2 separate regions of the Homo sapiens genome follow, and region 2 is linked to region 1. A link is a loop called in an ENCODE intact Hi-C map of the cell type or tissue named here. Cell type or tissue: mammary epithelial cell. All regions are shown on one strand.

What was found. A loop is a pair of places that touch in the nucleus more often than their neighbours do. Peaks named below come from ENCODE experiments on the same cell type or tissue, not always from the same donor. Only the 100,000 strongest peaks of a DNase experiment are listed, where the experiment ranks them.
Region 2: a loop joins it to region 1, with 17 times the contacts of the local background. A loop is called at or near these places in 2 of 110 quality-filtered maps.

Annotation. Positions count from the first base shown.
Region 1 is chr12:11,744,710-11,747,209 of GRCh38, reverse strand. All of the region lies in intron 1 of ETV6 (ETS variant transcription factor 6), which reads right to left. Among named protein-coding and RNA genes, the nearest start is that of ETV6, 96 kb to the right of the region's middle. RefSeq lists an enhancer at 979-1,198. In mammary epithelial cell, no CTCF peak of the experiment used is centred here; a DNase peak (open chromatin) is centred at 939; H3K27ac peaks cover 1,971 bases.
Region 2 is chr12:11,940,618-11,943,117 of GRCh38, reverse strand. No RefSeq gene overlaps it. Among named protein-coding and RNA genes, the nearest start is that of BCL2L14, 130 kb to the left of the region's middle. In mammary epithelial cell, no CTCF peak of the experiment used is centred here; DNase peaks (open chromatin) are centred at 977 and 1,307; H3K27ac peaks cover 1,414 bases.

The sequences.
Region 1 (2,500 bases):
AAAAAAATGAGTGTACCCTGTGAAAATGAGGATGGGTAGGAACTATACTCCTAGCATCTGAAGTCTCCTCTCTAGGTTACCCAGATGGCCCACTCAGCCCTTGGGGAGAGGGTACGCCAGACAAACCAAACTCAATGTTGCTGTGGGGATCTTCCAAGGAGCCCGCTTCACCAGTCTTAAGGAGTGCCCTTTCTCTAGTTTATGTAGATGGTTCAGGACGTGAGATATTCGGATTCCTGTTTAGAACTGAAATTGTCCCTTTCTTCTGCCTTTCTGGATGGTTACATCCTAAAATCAGAAGGCAGTATATTGCTTCTGTCAAGCAGATACAATTAAGTCAAAGCATCTTAAGTCTTCCTCTTACCCAGACCTGTATTATCTTTGCATAGTGAGATTAAAAAAAAAAAAAAAAAAAAAAAGAGAGAGAGAGAGCATTAGCAATAAGCCCTGCAATCAAACATCTCTGTAAAAGGTCATTGAGTTTTTTTTCTCCCTATGATTAAGAAATATTTCAGCATCCATCAAGGGTCAACTATGAGGCTAGGCCTATAGCAGGCATTACAAATTATGCAATCATACATCCTAGAATTTCCAGGATGGTCTCAATATTTAAAGTTCCGTGTCCTTTTACCCATAAATACATATGGGTAGTTGTATATAAATACTTAACACCTCTCAGAACACGTGTCACAATTGTAGCTGGAAAATACAGTCACTGCCACAATCAGGAAAGAGAGCTAGCATTAAGTGAGCATGTGGTATGTGTTCCCATGAAGCCTTTATTTTATTTCAGCCTCACAATGACCCTGCAAGGAAGGCATCGTTATCTCCATTCCGCAATGAGGAAACTGACTTGAAAACCGCAGTTCCAGTCACTAGCTTGGGAGATGGTGTGGCTGGTATTTGCGTGCAGACTGATCTAACTTTACTTCTCTGAACTGCTTTATAATGCCAACCAGTCAACAATGACTTCACAATGGGGAATTCCAAGAGACAGGTTCAAGCTTGTAAAAATCATAGCAGCCTTCGAATATTTCGTTGCTCTGCATCCTCACTCCTCACAGAATTCCAGCAGGATTCTTGAGGGTGACTCAACAGAGCTGCCTAAGCCAAGGCACCTACCTTCTTATGCATGTTGCTTATCCTATGGGTAGCACAGACTGAGGGGTAAATGCATTCAGCTGACGGAAGGGGACTCTATCTGATGTATGAGAAAAGTTCTCATGGCATGACCCCTGAGCAGGAGTAGCCATTCGAATTTATCCAGGGATCTACATTAACCATGGGACACAATCAGTAGGACCAAGAGGGCATTTCCAGGTTGCTTATGCAAATGATAACTTGGCCGTGGCTAGAAATCTCACTGGGCATTTTTGAGTACAAACATATTACTTTCTATCCTAACATTGTCTTTAACAACAACGGAAGACATTTCCCTTGTTCTTATCTGCTTACCCAAGAGCAGCAAATCTAAAAGTACAGGTGAGATAAATAGAAGCAGTAAGGAGGAAAGAAGCCTGCCAACATCTATTTGGTGCCTATAGTGGGCAGATCTCTACACCAAGAAGGAGCTGAGTCTGCCCCCAGAAATCACAGTGGCCGCAGTCCAAGCAAGACCTCTCCAATGGCCCAAAGATGCACATTCCCAAGAGGGGAATGGATGAAGGCATTAAGGATATATGTGGCCTGTGGGGGAAAAAAGATTTAAAATCTTCTCGGAGATGTCTTCAAATATAGGAAGGACAAGTCTAAGAGAGACTCAAGGCTTGCTTGTAGTAGCAGAGGACAGAGCCAGCAACAGATACCGATGCACTAGAAGGAAGGCCTTTCAAACAGCTGAAGTCTCCAGATAAATGGGCGATTTACTGTTCTCCTAAAGCTGACTTAATGCTGAGGCTGAACAGTTACTCTAAAACACGTGCTTGCACTGGGAAGGAGCTGGAGTAGGAGAACTTAAAGGTTCCGTATAACTGCAAGATGCTGGTTCTATACAATCTTATCTCCCCTGGTAAGTTAGAGCTTATAAATTACAGTGTGGGTAGAACAGCTCCAAATAAAACACGGACACCACAGTCCCCTTCTTTATCAATTACTCCCCTATGCCTCCTCACAGGATCCTAGGGTTCTACTGAATATAATTAGAAAAAGCACTAGTTTCTAGAATTAGGAGCAATTTCTTTAAAGACAAGCACCAAAGCAAAAAACTTAAATCGACTTCTTTATTGTTCCCATTTTAAAACATTTTAATTAAGATACTTTCCATTCTTGACATGCCATGAAATTCTCTCTTTTTTTTTTTTCCTGAATTTCCTTAGATATTTCTAACATGGATAGTAAGCGGAAAGTAAAACTGTGATTCCTTGTCACGTCAGGCTGTGGTTACCAGGGAGGTCTATGAAGGTGGCCCAGTTCATGTGGCTGGAACCCAGTGTGGATGTACACGCAGGCAAAGTTACAAGCTTTGAACCTGCATGGGAAAATTTAAATCACACCATTCTGC
Region 2 (2,500 bases), 200 kb before region 1:
TAAAATATGAGATTAATAATTCATTTTATCACATGATGGTTGCAAAACTTCAATGAGAAATCACAGGTAAAGCACTCGGCATTCAGTAAATGCCTCCAAATGGTAGTTGTTAGTAGCATCATTAATAGATGCTTAATAACTATGTTCCTTGCTCCTACTGCTTTCTCATTTCTTTCTAGAGAATTCCGTCAGTCCTGTGATTTGCCTATTGCATTACATGGTGGATAATTTCTCTTCCAAACTCTCTCCTGTCTGTTCAGCACGCTCAGGCATTTATCATTGCAGGTGGGTATTGATGCAATAATTTTTGTGTCTATGGTTTGCGTCTTAAACCCAAGTTAAGGTTTCTGAAGTTGGGATTCTATTTTATAGCTTTTGAATCCCTACTGGCTTACACAGTGTTGCAATCACAGTAGATGCTCAGTAAATATGGAGTGGCACAGATGAATAACATTTCACCTTAGAATATAATCAGGCCTATGCTGGGATGAAAATAATACCCCCTTAATCGTCACTCTATATTCTACTCCCAATCACCACCACCCCTGCACTCCACATCCTTTTTTTTTTTTTTTTTTTTTTTTTAAAGACAGGGTCTGGTTCTGCTGCCCAGAGTGGAATGCAGTGGTGCAATCTCCACTCAGTGCCATCTCCTCCTCCTGGGCTCAAGCAATCCTCTCATCTCAGCCCCTCGAGCAGCTGGGACTACAGGCACATGCCGCCATGGCTGGCTAATTTTTGTATTTTTTGTAGAGACAGGGTTTTGCCATGTTGTCCAGGCTGGTCTTGAACTCCTGAACTCAAGTGATCCACCTGCCTCCACCTCCCAAAGTGCTGGGTTTACAGGCATGAGCTACCATGCCTGGCCTCTCCACATTCCTTTATACAGGGCTGACCCCACCCAAGCTGGGGCCTACTGTGGTAGCCCAAGCTGGAACAGATTGCTGTGCAAATACTTGGCAAAGTAATCATCTATTTGTGGATAAGCAGAAATTGGCTGTATCCCCAGTAGAGTTTTGAATTGTCACTATTAACACCCATGAGTCACTAACATGGTGGGCCGAGTGATTTTTCTGCTAAGCTTATAGGGCATATTATACTAAAAATGCCACTGGCTTAGTCTGTTTTCTGTTGCTATAACAGAATACCACAGAATGGGTAATTTATAAAGAAAAGAAACTTCTTTCTCACAGTTCTGGAAGCTGGGGTGTCCAAGAGCACAGCACTGGCATCTGGTGAGGGTTGTCCCATGGTGGAAGGGCAGAAGGCAGAAGCAATTGCAGGAGATGAAGAGAGGAAATCAGACCACACCTGTGGTTTTTATCAGGACTCAGCTCCTGTGATGACTAACTGCTCCTGGGATAAGGGCATTAATCCATTCATGAGGATGGAGCTCTCATGGCCTAATCACTTCTTAAAGGCCTCACCTCTTCATACTGTAATGATGGCAATTAATTTCAACACATGAACTTTGGGGGACATAGCAGTTTACAGTCTTGTCCATCTGTCAGATCAGTGTCTGCTCCACTGATGTCACAAATATTTAAATGGGCTTCTTTATTTTTGACCAAGCACATAAGGCCTTTAAGTAATTCCTGGATCCCACATGTGGGTTGGGTTGGGGTTTAAATAAGAGGTGTTATTTTTCTCTTCATGGCTTCCAGGACAAGTTATGGTATGATGAGGGAAGTTAAGGGGGGAAATAAGAAAACTAATCCTGTACTTCTATTCCCTAAGCCAGAACTTTGATCTCACTTCCTAGAAATGGAAGCAGTAGGAACTAGATGGAAGAGCAGATGACTGGAATGACCCTTAACTCAGTGGAATTTAAGCCCCAGAAAACGTTACTTCATTGACCATGCTGTTTCATGTCCACCTTCCAGATCGCTCACAAATGCCTAATTTGACCAGCTCTACTCTGGGACATGCAGGGGAGTGAATTTTGGGAGGCATGGTTCCTGCTTAGTTAGACTGACACAGTGTAAAGTTACCACAGATAGCAGCTTAGTTAGCAGCCTAGGAAAAGAAAAGCCTGGAAGAGAGAAAGGAAAATATCAATTATATCTCTCAATTGTAAAAGTAATTTCTCCCTTCGTAGTTAGTATGCAATCCTTGAGTAATAGTTTCAGGTTGTATGAAAATCCTGATGCCCAACAAAGTTACCCAGTGGCTTCAGCATTTTCTCATGATCCTCGCTGAATCAATGTTTATAAATTGCCCGGACTGACCCTTCAAGCCAGGGCCTGTGAACCTTTACCGTGACCCTTGGACTCTGTGTCCTTCTTTATTTTGGAGAGGGAGGGAAGAGATCCCAGGCTCAACTTGCACTCCAGTCCTAGACCTGGAGCCCTTGTTCTTTTTAGTGGAGAATGATGTTTAGAAACCAACATCTGGTTGTTGGATGTGCTCATTGCTATTGGTGTGTCATTACACCTAAGCCCTTTCAATGAAAGTGATAAAAAATATATTTTTACAAATCATGAATTCATACCGATAATTA